Regions from separate parts of the Mus musculus genome. Here region 1 is linked to region 2. A link is a loop called in an ENCODE intact Hi-C map of the cell type or tissue named here. Cell type or tissue: heart. All regions are shown on one strand. Links, peaks and the distances in the headings refer to the core of each region. The heading gives the core; the rest is flanking DNA.

Evidence for each region. A loop is a pair of places that touch in the nucleus more often than their neighbours do. Peaks named below come from ENCODE experiments on the same cell type or tissue, not always from the same donor. Only the 100,000 strongest peaks of a DNase experiment are listed, where the experiment ranks them.
Region 1: a loop joins it to region 2, with 5 times the contacts of the local background. A loop is called at or near these places in 5 of 42 quality-filtered maps.

What each region holds. Positions count from the first base shown.
Region 1 is chr16:93,743,550-93,752,977 of GRCm38, reverse strand. Dop1b (DOP1 leucine zipper like protein B) reads right to left here. Exons shown (of 37, transcript NM_027293.1): 5 at 5,325-5,514; 6 at 3,756-3,854; 7 at 2,965-3,088; 8 at 745-854; 9 at 29-143. Among named protein-coding and RNA genes, the nearest start is that of Dop1b, 36 kb to the right of the region's middle. In heart, for the core only: a CTCF peak has its summit at 5,804 (motif pointing right); DNase peaks (open chromatin) are centred at 1,005 and 8,810; H3K27ac peaks cover 367 bases; H3K27me3 peaks cover 834 bases.
Region 2 is chr16:93,677,837-93,687,264 of GRCm38, reverse strand. It overlaps Cbr3 (carbonyl reductase 3), which reads right to left and starts at 4,046. Exons shown (of 3, transcript NM_173047.3): 1 at 3,652-4,046; 2 at 2,111-2,218. The coding sequence starts at 3,940. In heart, for the core only: CTCF peaks have their summits at 1,276 (motif pointing left) and 4,470; DNase peaks (open chromatin) are centred at 3,464 and 4,104; H3K4me3 peaks cover 1,995 bases; H3K27ac peaks cover 399 bases; H3K27me3 peaks cover 5,423 bases.

The DNA of each region.
Region 1 (9,428 bases), core at 981-8,980, 66 kb before region 2:
AAGGCAGTGAGTGGCTTTCCCATGTTACCTATTTCCGGCTTGTCCAGCAGACTGACAAGGATTCGGAAAGGCTTCAGATATGCATGGTGGCGCTCCTCTAAGTCAGCGTCTAAGAACTTCTGGTGCAGTATCTCAGCCAGAGCCTGTGGGTTTGTTCACAAAGCACACATTAGGGGGCGGTATGTGGGAGGGTTAGGGTTAGAATATATATGGTAGGGTACGGCATTATTGGTTAAACACTCTGGAAGAAAATGGAGAGCAGCCTCAGCCCATAACACATGCATGTTGGTCCTTCAGGGATCACACCCAGTGTCTGCTTTGAGGACTCCGAGAAATGCACCGAAGCCATAAGGATCAGTGGATGGATTGCCTGCCGGGCACATATGAAGTCCTGGTTCAGTGCCTAGCACTGTATAAACTAGACACAGTGGCACACACCAGCGCTTTGGAGGTGGGCTGGAGGATTGGAAGTTCACAGTCATCCTAGGCTATGCAGTGAGTTTAAGGCCAATGTGGGAAATGTGACACTGACTTAAAGAAATACCACCACCACCACCACCACCACCATCACCACCACCACCATCACCACCACCATCACCACCACCACCACCACCACCACCACCACCAAAAAACCCAACCCAACCCAACCCAGCCCAAAAAACAGAAAGGAAGAAAAAAAGAAAAATACTTTAATGGGAAATGTTCTAATTATGGTCAAATTTCCATTTTTAGAAATGGTTTTACCTCAACTAAAAGATCCTTGGAGTATTTATCAAAAAAGTATGAGCATTGGTCTTCGTAAGAATTTGAAATTTCAGATTTTGGCACAATGGTATTTCCTTTAATGTCTGAACCTATAAAAGAATAAACACCACAAGCTGTAAAAAGATACGGTATTGTGCAAAAGCTTCCTGCTGTGGTATTTTAGTAAGTACAATTCCTTCAACAGACAGGCAAAGTCAGACAGAGTCACACCTCCCTTCTCAGGGAGGGGCATGCAGTAGGAAGTGCCCTCCACGGAGCCGCATCTGACAGTGGTGTCCTGGCTAAGGAGCAGGCAGGGAGACTCCCAGCCCAGCCAGCATCAGCCTAGTTTGCCCAACCACTCACTGCCCTTCTACAGCATGTTTATAGCTGCAACAGAGGTCGTTCTCCATTGGGATTGACTTCCCCAGCACTACCTGACAGCAAGGCAGACCGCCTGCCTGCCTGCCTGTCTGTCTGCATGCCCTCATCTGGGCTCTGGGTCAGTTAGTGCATCTTCAGGATAAGGAAGACCATCCTTGTGGAATAAGCAGAAACTCGAGGTTCCCAGTCACAGATAAGCAAGGCCTGGCACTTTCCCTATACACAGACTGCCACCTTCCTCCTCCTCCTCCTCCTCCTCCTCCTTCTCCTCCTCCTCCTTCTCCTCCTCTTCCTCCTCCTTCCTTTTCTTCTTCAAGACAGAGTTCCTTTGTGCAGTGCTGGCTGTCCTATAGACCAAGCTGGCTTCAAACTCGGAGATCTACCTGCCTCTGCCTCCTGATTGCGGGAGATTAAAGGCGTGTACTACCACCCAGCTAGAATCCCATGTTCTAACAGATGAGCACTTACAAACTCATCCTTCAAAAAACAACCAAATAAATCTTAAAGAGGGCCTGGAGCATGCCTCAGAGGTTAAGAGCACATACTGTTTTTGCAGAGACCTGAGATCAGCTCCCAGCACCCATGGTACGAGGCTCACAACAGCATGTAACTCCCTGCTCCGGGAAATATGGCAGCTTCCTCTGGCCTCTGTAGGCACTGCACTTATATGCTCAAATACAGTCAACATTCATATGTTCTCACACACACACACACACACACACAATTTTTTTTTTTTTTTTTTTTTTTTTTTTTTTTTTTTTTTGGTTTTTCGAGACAGGGTTTCTCTATAGCCCTGGCTGTCCTGGAACTCACTTTGTAGATCAGGCTGGCCTCAAACTCAGAAATCTGCCTGCCTCTGCCTCCCAAGTGCTGGGATTAAAGGCGTGCACCACCACGCCCGGCCACACATACAATTTTTAGAAAGTCTAAAATTTCCAAAGAGACCCCACCCCCACCCCTGCCCAGTGCTGTATACACTGTCTTGATGCCTGTAATCACAGCACTTGGGAGGCAGAGGCTTGGAGGACCAGAAGTACAAGGTCTAAGGCTCTCCTGTAAATTCAAGGCCAGCCTGAGACACAAGAAATCCTGCCCCCGCCCCCAAAATACCAACAACAAAATATCACGAGCCTGCAGTTACTCATCTTGAAATGAGTGCTCATAGACGCTTCCTTACAGTGACTTTGCACATCTCACAACTAGGGGGAAGTGACAAGGAACACTGAGGCGGATCCTGAGATCAGTGTGGTAAGATCCATATATACCCTGGAGATCAAGGGAAGCTGTGGAGGGGCTGGGGTGAGGCTCAGGGGTCGGGAACCCGCTGAACACACTTGAAGCTTCATGTTCTGTCCACACTGCTTACTTTCTTAACACACATAAATAAACATAGGAAGTTATACATAAAAATGCTTTCCTTTGACCTCTAAGTCCCTGAGCTCTGTTCCTGGGAGTCTTCCGACCAACAGCCAAGGGCTGCCTATAAGTTTGCAAGTTGAATACATAAACACTGCAAGGGATGCAGTCCAGGGATTCTCCTGATCTTGTTATACAGGCTTCTCATTAAATATAATTTAGCTGCAGATTTCTGGTATTTCTGTCTGGCTCTTAAATTGAAACTCATCTGGAATTTTAAAACTTTCCTTACTTTTCTAAGCAAACAAACAAACAAACAGCTGCAGATAACCATAGCTCCCGTAAGAGTTCAATCTCAACTGACCAGGCCTGTGTTAGTCATTGCTGTTTTTCCACAATTCATGATTCAGAGACATCACTAAGGGCATCATTTAGTCCACAAACCAGCTCTGGGGCACATGCTCACACACTGCTCAGTACCTAGTAACCAGGCGTAGAGTCTTCTGTTGAGAGACATGTCCCTTCTCAGGAGTGTCTGGGTGGCAGCTGAGAGGATGTGCACAACATCCCGTCTGAGAAGAGGGATGGCTCGCTCCTCAGGGTCCTATCGGGAGGACGAAGAGAACATTACCTCCAGGGAATGAATGCTGAGCAGGCTTCTAACTTTTGACATGTGGCTTTACTTAACCATCCATCCCCAGAAGATAGCTGTCAAGAGGCTGGCTGTCCCCACACAGCCCCGCCAAAGGAGTCAGTCAATGCCTGCCTGCTGGCATTCCATCTGGAGGGGTAGACTAAGGTACAGGGAGCTGCGGGAACTTTAAGGGAGCTATCAGATACACGAGGTCCCTTCCCAGTGCTATATAAGCAGTATCGCTGCTGGGGAGGAGACTCTTCCATGAAGGCTGTGAGACTCAGAGGGGTATCCAGGGGAGCCTCTGTGTCTCTGAAATGCCAGGGTAGACCCTTCCCTCTATGTCACCCACATTCCTGCTAGTGACCCTAACAAAACCATCGCCTCCCCTGCCCCACCAAGCTGGGTCTAGATGACATCATCCTCTAGCCATTCGTTGTTGCCCTATCTGGCATGAAGAGGCATCTGCTCACCTCTTCCCAGGAGAAGTCACATGATGCCCACAAAACGAGAAAAGGCCATTGATGGTCTGAGGCGAGCAGAGACTGCCAAGTGGCTGAGCAGTCTCCGTGACACCAGCACCTGCCTTTGCCTTTGAAGTGACAGGGAAGTGTCCAGAAGGGCACACACGACTCACCAGGCAGGTATAAAACGGGAAGAAAAACAGGATGATCTCCAGGTTATTTCTTTGCACAAGAACATTGGCGTCTAGCAGTGAAGCACACAGGGATCTCACCTGAAATGACACACCACAGTGCTTGTTCCAGAGACACCTGACACTCTGTGTCTATGCTATGCAGCCATAAAACTAAGTCACCTAGGCTGGGATTCTTGACGTGGCATTAGGCCACACAGGAGATGAGAACAGGGCTCTGAGCTCTAGGGACTATGGGGCTATACGACCATAGGAACCTCACGTAAAACCAAACGAAGACGCATGGTCCAGTGGACCCCAAGTCAAGACAGTACCGACCAAGTAAGTGTCCTCTCTCAATAAAGGCGTCTCTCAGTGCCTCAGGAGGGGACGGGTGCACTGAGGCTGAAAGCCACACACACACAGGCTTGTGGGGCGAACAGGTGATCCATCAGCTGGGAGCAGACAACTAGGAAGTCCTGAACTGGGACTGTGTGAGCCACAGAGCCACAAGCACAGGACAGGTGTGCGCAAAGCCACCCTTTACAAAAGCAATCTCTAAAGAGCTGGTGAGAGTGGGGTAGAGGATGCCGGTGGGAGGGCTGCTGGCCCAAGAGAGACGTAGGCTGGTCAGATGACAAGCAGGCCAGATCCACAGGCAGGAAAGTGGGAGACATGCGCACAGGGATCTCCGATATCCCAGTCACAACCTGAGGGGCTCTTCAATTCCATCACGTGGTCCTAAGAAAGATCTTGTGGGAAAGTTCTACCAACCCTCAGCAGACAGCAACGCCTGCTAGCTCCAGACTTCGTAATCCATTGATTTAATCTGAGAACATTATTTAAAGTTTGGGTCCACTACCAGGTGGTGATAGGAGGCATGGCCGGGTTGGGAAAGATAAAGGTCTGGGATGCTCACATTACAAAATTTATGGGGAGGTTTGGAGCTGCCAGGGAAGGCAGATGACCTTCACGGGCCTGGAGAAGGAGGCTGGGAAACCTGGAGCTTTAGGTGTGAGGGCAGCCAAAGAGGACCGACTGGGGCAGAAAGCAGGGTCAGGAGTCATCAGGACATTGGAGCAGGGGAAGAGGCAGTTTCCACATGAGCAAGGAGGGAGTGACTGACGCAGGGCATGGGAGGAGACGAGACTAGAGGCACATACGGCAGAGGCTGCTGAGTACCTGTGCACACAGCCATTGGCCACGGAGGAGCTATGCTGCCAGGGCGGGAGAGTTGGCTCAGTGGGCAGTCTGTGCTGCACTTCCACAGGACAGGGCCTGGTTTTAGTTCCCAGTACCCATGTCAGCTCCCAGAGTGCCAACATCTTCTTCTGGACTCTACTCTTCTCTCTCTCTCTCTCTCTCTCTCTCTCTCTCTCTCTCTCTCACACACACACACACAAGTATAAAATGTTAAATGGAAAGCAAACCATCCTTATGTATGGCAGCTGCCCCTCACCCTGCTTCACAGCTCACCATCATCACACACATTCAGTCTTGGAATGTCCTCACTGCCTGATTCTCCCTGATGGAGAAGCCACACCCACCCCTCTCGGACAGTGAGGCACCTACCGTGAGCTGGTAATCAGTACCCAGCATGCACTTCTGCTCCTTGCCTGGTGAGTCCCTGCTGATGTGGTTCACCACAAATAAGGAGGCAGGGAGGCGGATGGAAGGGCTTGTCAGAACGCTGCCCCACAGGGCAGCATAGAACACCTCTCGCCCCACAACCACAGACAGTCTCAGGAGCAGGGCGTCAGTTCTGTTGGTGAAAGATGACAAGGTTTCAGGTTTCTTCCCACCTTCTGCACCGTGTGAGCACCACCCATGAAGTCCATCCTGAGGAAAAGTCAGGAATATGTGACCAGTCACACATGAGGCACGCAGACCCTCTTCAGGGTCTGGGAATGGAATTCAGGTTGCTGGGCCTGACAGCAAGTACCTTACTCAGTGAGTCACTGTCCTCTTTATAACATTATAAATAGATTTATTTTTAATTATGTCTATATATGTCTGTGTGTCTGTATGTGCATAGGACTGCAGGTGCCTGTGCAGGCCAGAAGGGGGCACTGGATACCCTAAAGGTGGAGTTACAGAACCAAACTCCAGGCCTCTTAAAGCAGCAAGTGCTCTTAACTGCTGAGCCATCCCTCTAGCCCCACCTATTTAATTAGTACACCTGCGTGCATGTGTGTATGCACGTGTGTGTAGTGTATGAGTGTGTATGGCGGTATATATATAAATAATATATATATGTGCACTCATGCACAGCAGACTTGGTTAGGTCAGAGGACAACCTGAAAAAGCTGGTTCTCTCCTTTGGAGAAGTTGCTCTTCTTCTTCCACCATGTGGGTCCTGGGTATTAGGTTCGGGACACAAGGCTTGGTAGCAGCCATCCTAACTACTGGGCCACTTGTTAGCCCCCAGACCCCTTTATTTTGGGATCTGCCTGAGTGCTGGGGTCACAGGTGTCAGCCATCTGGCTTGGCACATCTCTTATCTTCACTCAATCCTCCTGTGACGGGACGCAGTCAGCAGCTCATGACGCGTCTCTTTCAGTAGATCAGGCCTGTTTTTCCAAGGACACTGAAGTGGGGCCCTGCTCTGCGGTGCTGGTATTGAAAACCACATGTGGGCTGGTGAGAGGCCGCCAGTGACTGGCAGAGAGGTCACCGCATGCTGAGCTGACTCATCACTTAGCATTTCTCATAGGCTTCCTACCTGCAAGGGAGCAGGGGGAAAGGTGGCCAGGGCCAGCTCACTGTGAGGAGCAGCTCACGGGGTTTCCCAGCTCAGCCCCTGTGTTCAAATCCTGGCTATGGGACTTGGAGCAGGCTTATCTCATCACGGATCTACACTTGGCCAAGAGATGGAGCCAAGAGTCGCTGCCCCTCGCAGAGGTGGAATGGGAGTGCTTGTGTGAAAACTCCGCACAGGGCAGCAGAGTGCATACACAGGCTACAGTGCTAGATATCCCGAGAGTGCCCAGTCCCTGTGTGGTCCCAAGTGCCAGGTGATGGTGACACTCAGTTTGCACTGTGAAGACCACCCCACACCAACCACCTTGAGTTTGCTTTTTTGATTTCAAAAACAAATAAAAGGAAAAAAATACTTCCTCCAAATATATACTACATTTATACATTAAAAACTGATTCTGAGCCAGGTGGTGGTGGCGCACGCCTTTAATCCCAGCACTTGGGAGGCAGAGGCAGGTGGATCTGAGTTCGAGGCCAGCCTGGTCTACAAAGTGAGTTCCAGGACAGCCAGGGCTATACAGTGAAACCCTACCTCGAAAACCAAAAACAAAACAAAAAACAAAAAAACCCCAACTGATTCTGTTATCCTTATAAAAATGAGTCTAGGCAACTAATACAGAGACTCATGGCTGACCAAAATGTAGAATAAATGGCTGTCGAATGCCTGTCCCAGACAGAGCCCCTATATCACCCTCCTCCCAAGGCTCAAGAGGTGGACAGACTGTGAGAGCTAGGGGCTGGGACAGTGACTTCTGGGTGTGACAGGGCCTATGACCTCACAAGCTCACCCTGCACCCGTGGTCACCTGCATGAGACAGGCAAAAGGTGGGACTACTGACAGTTCATCAGAGAAGGGAAAGCTCAGTGCCCCACCCCTCTGTGAGGGGCTACCTATAGTTAAGATTGATGATCTACATGGGCGTGGCCATTCCTAGATTGCCCGTACTCCAGCAAATAACCATGCGCCTATGCTCTTCAGAAAACCCTGTTCAAACTCCATAGGTCACACATAAGGAAGACATGAATGTAGTGGGGTCTTACTGGGATGGGGGACTGAGAGGGCCAAAGGGAATAAAAAATATTGTGTGTGTGTGTGTGTGTGTGTGTGTGTGTGTGTGTGTGTATATATATATATGAATGAAACTGCCGAAGGATGAAAAGTTAATACAAGTGTTAAATGAGCCTAAATCCTAAGGTCTCATAAAATATTTGCAGGGAATGACAATTGGATTTAATAAAAAGCACGAGGAGGTGTAAGTCAAGCCAAGGGCTCAGGGAAAGTACACAGAATGGTTTTGTGGCTGAAGGTATTGATTGGGCTTCTATTAAAAGCTGACCAGACAAACAGAGCTTGGCTCTGCTCAGCAAGAGCCGCAGTGTCGGGCAGAAGCAATGCTCGACAGCTGCATGATATGATTATCTGGTCAGAGCAGTCGTCGTGTGCCTGGGACACAGACCTGTCGGGCAGCCTCTGCCCTGGGAGGTGAGGCTCCTCAGTGTGTTAGAGACTCCTTACCACAGGGCTATCTGAGGAACTCCCTGCCCCGACCTAGATAAAACCCACTGAGCCTGAGAACATACACGTACACACATATGTGTATGTATACACACACACACACACACACACACACACACACACACACACACTCTCCTTACTGACACTGAGCCCTTCCATTTGCAACAGACCATCCCCAAAGTGCAAAAGGGCAGGGTCCACCATCAAAAACCAAGGACAGTGGCTGGGCAGAAGAGACGTAGGTGAGGTTTGGGGTTCCTGGGCTCGGGGTCTGAGATGGAGCACAAAGAAGAGAGGAAGGTGGAAAGAGGAGGAAGCTGCCATGGGGTAGGTGAATCATGAAAACAGCCACGAGAACCAGCCAACTGGAGTTAAGAGCTGCCCAGATGGAACAAGGTAAATTATAACTTGGAGTTATTGATGAGGAAATAGATAGGGTAGATGTCTGCTCAGCTCTAGTGCTGATTAAGGCTTATTATAATAATAAAAGTTGTGTGAGGTTAACTATTTCCTACAACAGCAGCAGGAGTTACTACCATCAGCCTCTCACCCACAGAACACTAAGAGAGAGTTAACGGCCAGAGGTCAGTAGCCATGTGTGCCCTACCTGTCTTGACTGGGCCGCCATCAGGTATTCAAGTTAGCATTTCTAACTAAGTGCAGGAGCAGCCCTGCACTCCCCTGCTGGCTAATGGCAGCTAGTGCCTGCTAGTGACAGGACCACAGGATCCCTGGGACTGAAGACCAGTGGGGAAACATAGGAAGCAGTCTCAAAACCAGATGAATCAGCGTTCTCAACCTAACACTGCTGAGTCGGGGCTGGCTTTGTCCCAGGAGCAGATAGTGAACCTAGATGCCTGCAGCACTGTAGGCCCCTGCCATACGCAGCAGTAGCCCTTTCCACCCTCCCCAACCAGACAGAGTCCCAGGGCCTGCTGAGCTTTCCCTCCTGGTGAAGAGCCATTGACTGTGCTGTTCCTGTTGTTGGGACAGGGTCTCACTATGTAGTGGGGGCTATTTTCAAACTCAGGGTGATCCTCCTGCCTCTACCTCCTGAATCTGGGATTACCTGTGTACACTCCAGAGCACTGATCTAAACAGTCATCTCTAGTATGTCACGTCCCCTTCCTTTTCCCCTTTCCCACTCCCAGTGGATTTCTAAGGCAGGATTCACTGTGTACAACCAACATTGGCCTGGAGTTGCTCTGTAATCCTGGCTGGTTCTGCCTCAGCCCCGCTAGTGTTAGGATCACACGAGTGTGTCACCACACCTGGTCTCAAGTTCTGCTCTCTTACAGCCATCAAGGCACTCACCTCCCCTGCTCTGAGAAAGGAGTGTTTTCTTCTTCTAATCTTGATTTCTTGGCAAAGTGAAGTAGAGACAGCCAGGATGATGATACCAT
Region 2 (9,428 bases), core at 779-8,778:
TGCACATGCATGCTTGTGCATGTGTGTCTATGTGTGTCTCCATGCATACAGAAACAACTTCCACTTGTTTTTGTTTTTTAAAGAAAGAACAGGCAAGTAGCTCCCTCTAGTGACTTAATTGTTGTTGAAGCTATTTTTTGTCTTGAGTGAGTAAGCAAGACCTAGGATCCTGGAAAGTAAGGTGCTAAAAGCTAAACAGAAAGTATAAGTCCGTGATAGTAAGCACGGTGTCTTTCAGCGAACAGTGTGTAGCCAAGTCACCTGTCCTAGGCAGATGCCCTATCAGTCAGAGATCCCTCAGGGCAGGAAGCTGCAGGCTTGATTAAAGATGGTTCACCTGGTTCTTGCCCCTCCCCCTACCTCTGAGAGCTTTCCTTTAACTTTCAAAATGGCTTGGCTCTCACTTGATGCTGTAATTCTTATTTCAACAGAATGAAGTTTATTCGATCAGGCAATCGGCAGTGAAGGCCAAGCTGGGCTTCTGAGTTCAGGGATCGCAGGTGTGTGCGGGGGGGGGGGGGGGGGGGGGGGGGGGGGGGGGGGAGGGGGGGGGGCTGAGACTTCCTGGGAATCCATCCCACTAAGAAATGAGGGAGGAGTGAGCAGGTGGCGGGCAGGGGTCCAAGTTCAGCTCTCACTACAGTTTTCAGACTGACATTTTCTTACAGATAAGCTGGGATAGGGATGCATGCCTGGGATCCCAGCATCCAGGAAGCAAAGGCAGGGGGAGGCGTCAGAGGTTCAAGGCCAGCCTGGTCTACAAGGCAAATTCAAGGCCAGAAAACACTGTAGAGTTAGATCCTGGTTTAAAAAAAAAAAATAGGGGGGGGGGGCGGGAACCCAATTCTCCTAAATCCTGAGCTAATTCTCTTTCAAAATATTAAGAAAATTAAATTTTTTAATTTCTATTTATTCTATGTGTCTGTATGAGTGTTTTGCCTGTATGTATGTATGTATGTATGTGCACATTGCCCTGTGCCCAAAGAGGTTAGAATAGGGTGTTGGATCCTCTGGAACTGGAGTTACCAATGGCTGTGAGCTATATAGGTGCAGGAAACCATGGGAACTGAGCCCATGTCTTCTGCAAGAGCAACAAGTGCTCTTAATCTCCGAACTCTCTCTCTCTGGCCCTGAACATTATGTTTTTTAAAAACAATAGCCGGGGGCTGGAGAGATGGCTCAGAGGTTAAGAGCACTGACTGCTCTTCCAGAGGTCCTGAGCTCAGTCCCCAGCAACCACATGGTGGCTCACAACCATCTGTAATGAGATCTGATGCCCTCTGCTGGTGAACAGATGCACATACAGGTAGAGTACTCATACATAAAATAAATTAAAGCCTTAAAAAAACAACAACAACAAAACAACAGCGCTTCCCCTCAGAACCACAGTCAATCTCAGAAAAGGGAAATCCCCAGAGAAGTGCCTCTCTCTATCAAGTTGGCCATCTCACACCTTAGAGTCTTTGTTAGAAAATCTCTATCTCCCAGCTCAGCTCCAGGCTCTGTGGATGAAAGGGTCCTCTTGTATATGATGGGCCCAGTTTTTACTACCAGTGCTGGGTATAATGGTGGGCACCCAATAAACATTAGAAGGAAACTAATGATAATTAATAATAAATATTGAACCCTCATGGGCTGGAGGTAAGGTGTTCCCCACAAAAAACTACTTCTTTCGGATTCTCTCAGCTGACAACATTTAGAAAAACACCTTCTCATAAGCTTTTTGTTTGTTTGTTCGTTTGTTTGTTTGACATAAGAAAGGAACAGAAGGACTGTTATAATGGCAGATAAGTCAGGGGTGGGCCCATCCTTGCAATGTCGGGGGCAGGAGGGCAACTCTCTAAGACTGTCACAGACCTTTGGGGCCATGCTGCAGTCTGTGATGGAGGTTGAGCTCATGACACAGACCCCAAGAACTGATCAGTACCACAGGGTTCTGACAACCACAGCCAAAAGGCTCAAGTACAGAGCCAGACACCTTGATAAAATAAGGCAGTTTTTACCCTCCATCTCACAAGCAAATGGCAGCCCTGAGTGGTCCCTGTTGGTTGCCCTATTTGAGGGACCGAGGGCCACTTCCCGAGGGACAGTAGTCCTACTTTGGACTTACCATGTGGTTTCATTATAGGCAGTAACTCAGTGCAGACATTTCTAGTGGCAAAAAAGTTCGTCTTCAGTGTCACCTCAGCTTGAATGTCGAAGGGTGTTGGGTCATCCACTTTGAAAAGCACACAAAAAAAAAAAAAAAAAAAAAAAAGAAAGAAAGAAAGAAAGAAAAGAAAAGAAAAGAAAAGAAAAAAGAATTACATTTTCCTCTGAAACTCGTGTGGCCAAGTTGGATCTCATCACATAACAGCTAAAGGGAAAGTGTACTAACTTTAGGACAGTCTTGCTGAGTGTGGTGATACACACATCTGTAAAGTACACACACACACACCTTTAAACTAGAACTTGATCATTCTAAAGGTCTTAAGAGCATAAGGAAAGAACTTTCTGGTCCACACCTCAAGTTTCTCATCAGCCACGCTCATGTCGCGTCTCAAGAACACTCAGTTTTGATCTTCCTGTCTCAAGCTTGAATAGGGTTCCTGGAGGTTGGGAAAAGATGCTCTGGTGAGGCTGGTGTAAGACCTCAGCTTGTGTGGTGGGGCAGCTGCTGCTCAGATTTGCATACACATGGCCCACATTTAAGTATGAACCTCCAGGGCCATAATTCACCAAACCTTCCATCCGACAACGCTGAGAGTGGCTGAGGTGGTGAGCTCGCCCCTCCCCTTCCCCAAAGCCCACATGCCAGAGTTTGGAAGTGCGGGTACAAGGGTGTCTTGGCTCTCACGCAAGGCGCCTATGGGTGTCCAGGGCCAACTGGAGAGTTTTCGGCTGCACAATAGTCTCCCTCCCTCGTTAGTCTCCGGCTCTCTCAGCATTTTCAGTGAAGCTGGAATGTTTGTTTCAGTTCCAGCACATGGCAACTGGATAATTTTGCTAATTGGACATTTGTTAGAGTAAGCGATCTTGTTTTGTTTTTTTGGGTTTTTTTTCCCCTAAAGGAAGATGATTTCCAAACCGCACTTGCAAGTTTAATAACAAACCTAGTTCCCCGAGGAGGAGGGAAGCAGAGCTCGCTTCCTTTTTGCCAGAGCCTCTCAAAACGCTCCATTAAAGCGGGTAGGAAACCCACTATCGTGCCAGGGCGCTAATTGTGTCCGGGCGACCCATTTCCTGTCCTCAGCAGATATCTACTGGCATCTATGAATTCGCCCTTGTTTCACGCGAAGCGAAAGCTCCAACCCTATTTTTTTGGAAGACCCTTCTCTGAGAAAAGCCTTCGTGCGTGGGACAGAAAGCTGATGAGCTTGACAAGGCGTGGTCCCCTCCCAAGAGACCGGTTTTCTTCCAAACAGGCGCAGCTGAAAGTTCCAAGGAGGGCCTCCGGCGGAGCACAGGCCCGCACAGGCCGCCGGCCGGGTCGGGCATGGAGTGGGGTGCCTGGGCGGGCCCGCACCCGAGTCACCGCACGGGGGAACTCGCCACGCAGAGCGCGAGCCGGGTGCACCCAGGCGGGATGGCGCAGCCTCCGGATCCCAGAGGCTCACTGCCCAGCACCCTCGGAAAACCCCGGGACACCTCCTCCTGGAGCCCCACACCTACTTCTAAAGGCGATGCCCGCGTTGTTGACCAGCACGTTAAGTCCCCCGTACTCCTTGCGCAGAAAGTCGCGCAGCGCACGGATGCTCTGCGGGTCGTCGATGTCCAGCTGGTGGAAGCGTGGGCTCAGGCCCTCCGCCTGCAGCTGCTGCACCGCCGCGCGGCCCCGCGCCTCGTCCCGCGCCGTGAGCACCACGTCCCCGGAGAATTTCCGACACAGGTCACGCGTGATCGCAAAGCCGATGCCTTTGTTAGCCCCAGTTACCAGGGCCACGCGGCTGCAGGACGACATGTCAGAGGGACACACGGACCACCTGATGGCCGGGCCGGCTGGGCAGCGGGTCACGCGTGGTCAAAACCGTGGCGTAGGACTAGATTCTGGGACCCGGCGCTGCGACTGCTAGAGAGCAAGGCCTTGAGAAGCCTGTCCCTCCCCTCTGAGGAGGAGCCGTCTGTTCCCGAAGGGTCCGCCTCCTCCCGCTCGCCTGCCCGCCCGCCCGCCGGCCAGTGTAGAGATCCTGGTTCCGAGCTAAGCAGTGGTCAGGGACAAGCGCTGCTCCCAAAGGAAGGGGTCAGCAGGACTCGTGGCAGTCGGATTGAAACAACTATTTTGGGGAAACTTCAAAAGGAGGAAAACAAATGCTCCGTAATTTTCTTGGGCGAGAACCCGTCGTTCTCTGCAGAATGCAAATGTTTGCTTCTGCGGAACTCGCTCTGAGATTACTTAACACACCCCGCGGTTTGCTCAGGGACTTCAGGGAACAGTGCCTGGGAGTAGACTGAACAGGTGTGGGCGAGCCCTCGCGGCTGGAGGTCTCGGTGCGCCCCCACGTGGGAGAGAAGGCTCATGTTTATCGAACTGTTTTGAGTAGTACGGGAGTCCTCAGTGCCGGTCTTTGGTTTATTCCAAGTGTACTGGGTATGCAGATAGATCTGCATTGGTCTCAGTCTATGCGAGTCATCTCCCAAGGAGATGCTGAACCTACGAACAAAATTCCAGGCGTGTCTAAGTGTGGGCACGCAATCAGACCTCCTCCCTTCTTGGGTGGAATCGAGTCTGTGCTGATCCTACTTGGCTAGGGATTGTGAGGTTGAAGGACAATTAAGTCCTCACTCACAGTGATTCAGCGTTTCCCGAGCTGATCCGGCCAAACTGCCTTAGCCTCTTATTACGGACTCCACCTTCTGTTTCAAATGAGGTGAGGAAGGTGAGCTCTGTGGGGGCCTAGCCTGCCTGTGATGTTAACTTGAGAGGATCTAGGAGACAGACCTCTCTCTCAGCCTGTCTCTGAGGGAGTTTCTCAGTTAGGCTGACTGGGGTAGGAGGCCCACCCTAAGCTCAGTACCGTTCCAGGGACTGGGATGCTGGACTGAATGAAACGGAGAAAGTGAGCTGGGCCAAGGCTGTGGAGCTGGCTCCGTGGGTGAAGGTTATGAGGACTAGAGTTCAAATCCCCGCTCCACACAACGTGGGGCAGTGTGGCTGCTGTGTGACCCCAGAAGCAGGATTTCCGGAGGCGAGCTGATTAGCCAAGTCTGCAAGGTCTGGTTCAAGTGAGAGACCCTGCCTCAAAGAATCAGGAAGAGATGAATAGCAGAAGACATTTGTCAACCTCTGACCTCTGCATACACGGGAACCCCGCCCCCTTCCTCCCAACCCCCACACACAGTTTGACCATCTGTCTTATGCTCATGTGGTTAGGACCCCACAGTGTTGGACTCTCGAACTGTGAGCCAGGATAAACCCGCTCTTAAATCGCTTTTTCTTTGGTTATGTGATCAAGGCAGCAATGGGAGTAACATTTACAGAGTCCGGGACAACTTTTTCTGCTTTCTCTCCTAAAGACCAGTGGGGAGTTCAGAGTGTAGTTCGGTGATGGAGCACTTGCCTAGCATATCCTTGTGAATGAGAATTCCTGAGAAGAAGTTGTGCCTGGCTGTCTACAAGACTCCTGGAAGGAGTTCTGTGCCTGAAGAGACTGAAGGACAGGCTGCTGTGGGGAGACTGGGATTCTGCAGGTTCAGAGGTTAAGTATCTTGGACTAGGTTTAGCTTCTGGAACAACTTCTCCTTGTCAAATCTGAGCCAACATCTCGTGATAATAAATAAAAGCCTCTTAGATGCTACTGACGCGGTGGGACACTGGCTTCCAGCAATCCGAGAGCTAAGAATGTCCTGAGGTAGCATCTTGGGCCCACAGAACAGCTCCGTCTCACTGTACCTGCCTCTCTGCTGTGCCCATCCATGGATTTCAAAGATTCATGACATCCTCTGGGAAACTATAAAACCCTCGGGAAAGTGCTTCTGAGTTGGAACATAAATTGGGGATCCTAATTCTGTGTTTCCAGGCCGTGGTCACTCAAAATGCCCCCAGGATAAATTTCTTTAGGATCAGAGCTGAGAGCAGGTGGTGGTGGTGCATGCCTTTATTTCCAGCAATTGGAAGGCATGGGCAGGCAGATCTCTGACTTTAAGGTTGGCTTAGTCTACAAATTGAGTTCCAGGACAGCCAGGGAGGGTTACACAGAGAAACCTTGCCTGGAAAAACAAACAAGCAAAACCCCAAACCAACCAAACAAAAAGGGTGAGAGCTGTGGCTTTTATGTCAATGCCTGGGGGGAAATGGAGACCTGTGTTAAGTCCATACTCTGAGGCTGGTGAGATTGCTGTGTTGTGGACATCCAGCAGCAAGGATTTCATAGGACACCAGGACACCTCTCAAGTAGGAAGTTGTTGGTGAGGGTGTGGTTCTCTGTGATTATTAAACAAAGGGGGAAGGCACTTGTCACCAAGCCTGATGAATTGAGTTTGATCACTGAGGTCAACAAGGTAGAAGGAAAGAATTGACTCTTGCAAGTGATCTGGAACCTACACACACACACACACACACACACACACACACACACACACAGGCACACACACACACACAAGCACACAGAGACATGAAATAAAACAAAATATATATTTTTAAAGGAACATAATACTATTGTTTCTCCTCTCTCCCTCCCTCTTTCCCTCTCTCCCTTCCTCCCTCCTTCCCTCCCTCTTTCCCTCTCTCCCTTCCTCCCTCCTTCCCTCCCTCTTTCCCTCTCTCCCTTCCTCCCTCTTTCCCTCCTCCCAGTCTGTCTCCCTCCCTACTAAGACATGCACTCTTTTGCTGGCCAGCCTGACCATGAGTTCAGCTAAGGATGACCTTGAACTCCCGTCTACATCCTGCTGGAATTATAGGCACTTACCGCACACTGTTTCTGATTTTTCAAATTCTGATACAACCCCGGTGCTTTGTTTGGGAGATAGGGTCCCACTGTGTTGCCCAGGTTGGTCTTGAACTCCTGGTTCAAACAATCCTTCAGTCTCAGCCTCTAGGCGGGGTACTGGGTCCACAGGCACAGACCACCGTCTGGCTTTTCATCCTTCTCTCCCCCTAGTGAGTCTGGCAGAGATTTAACATCTTTAAAAGAAAATTTCCCAAGCAACCAACATTTACTGTTCTTGATCCTCTTTTCTCCATTTCCCCTGATTATTTTTATTTATTTTCTGATTTTTATTTCCTGTTTTTGCCCACTTTGGGCTCAATATACTCATATGTCTCTTGAACTGGAAGCCAAGGTTGCTGGTTTGAGATATTTCCTCTTTTCTAGTTCAGGCAGTATAGTTTACACGTTTCCCTTAAAGTGCTACCTGGTGGCATTTAAATATTGATTTTTGGGGTTGGGTGCTGGAACCAGAGTGCAGTGCAGACATGATTAGCTGCTGAAATACACCATCAGCTCCTTCCAACTTACCTTTTGATACCTTTTTGGACCAATGCTATTTTTTTTTAAAACTTCTTTTAATTCTAACTATTTAGTTAAGGTTCTCTGATGACCTTGCTATGAGCTTTAATAACTCTATTGAAAGCAGAGAATAAACTCTAGTGGCATCTTTTACAAACAGTATCAAACACACTGGGACATAGCAGTGCATGCCCTGTAGGTTGCCAAGGGAGGAGAATGAGGCAGGGGAGTGACTTCAGATCAAGAGTTTAAGACCAGCCTGGGCAAGTCAGTAAAGCAGTGTTTTCTTTCATTCTTTGTCCTCCCAAGTCCCGTGCTTTGCCCCCTGGTATGCTCTGGATCTTCATCCTCCTGTCTTAGTCTCCCACGTGCTGAGCTCACAAGTCTGTGCTCTCTTGCCTGGAAAAACCTGTCTCTTAAAAACAGTTACAAAAGCTGAACGATGCTAAAGCCTTTTACGTAACAATAATTATCTCAGAGAAAGGCACAGATTAGTGGAGACAGAATAATTGGAGAGCAGAGCGTGTGGGAAGACAAAGCTGCCTGATGCCAGGTGTCTTATGGAAACCTTGGCTGGCTGGGTCCCTATCTACTGAACAGTGGAGGGGAAGCTGTGGGACAGACACACAGACTTACCACGACGGTCGGACACTCTCAAATGCATGCATATTTTCCGGGTCATGATGGGTTCTTATGGTTTGATGGAATCTCCCTTTTTTGTCGTCATCCAAAACAGCGTGTTCCATCGACATGTTTTCACACCTGTGCACTGCTCTGCGCATTGTCACCTCCAAAACTCTCCTGTCACCACTCCCTTTAGTTCCTTTCTTCTCCACGTCGACAGTCCTCCTTCTGCTTCATGTCACACATACATCAGTCTGGTGTTCAAGTAAAGACAACGGGCAGCATCTGCCCTTGTACACAGTTATTTCACTTAGCACAAGGTTCTTTCTCCAGTTCTACTTATTTTCCTGCAAATGGCATAATTTCATTCTTTGTGGCTAAATAAAACTCCACTGTGTACACACCCCTCATTTTCTTTCTCCATTTGCCTTTAAGTGAGTGTCTAGACTGGTTCCTGGCTTGGCTGGTCTAAGGCCTCAGTGACCATGAAGGTGTAAGTACCCCTGTGGTATGCGGAATATTCCCAGGTGCAGTACAGACGGGTTATGTGATAATTCTGTACCTGGTGAATTTGGAGAAACACCCTACTCCCTGGAGAGTTTTTAATTAATATGATGAACGTCCTAACTTGTCTCTGTTCTCATTGAATCTATGAATCCTCTCCTCCCATCCCAGCCTCCCTGCCCCTTCCCTCTACAAGGTGGCTTACTGAAACCACATGAGTTCAGGAATCACACATTCCACCTTACCTAGAGACCTGCTGTATGTATATGAGTGCTCTATCTGCATGTACACCTGCATGCCAGCAGAGGGCATCAGATCCCATTACAGATGGTTGTGAGCCACCATGTAGTTGCTTGGAATTGAATTCAGGACCTCTGGAAGGGCAGCCAGTGCTCTTAACCGCTGAGCCACGTCTCCAGTCCAAGACCTGCTATATTTCTTAATCACAGGGTAAGAATCGAGTCTTAACCAACTAAAGTTCTCTTCTGAGACCACTGCTGCATATCTGTGGAACTGGATGTCCACAGATGGCCCTTCACCTGCACCTTAAATAGATGAGTGCCCCGATGGGTACAGGCATATTCACGAGTGAAGCCCCATGCCCCATGAGCCTGATGCCGTCTCTGCTATCTTCGGTGTGTCTCTGGGCAAGGCTCCCAATCTCTCAGTACCACAGTTTTGTTCTCTTGTAATGATTACAGTGCTGGGTGTAGTGACGGCTGTAAGTTCCTACAGTAAAAACGTTTGGGGGTTGTGGGGAGGGAAATGTGTGTCGGCCAGAACAGCTCTGGACGTTCTGCACGGGACCCGTGTCTGATTCTGCACCCAATTGGCAGCTTCCATCCACCCGGAACTTCATTGCAGGGTCTCCAGTGC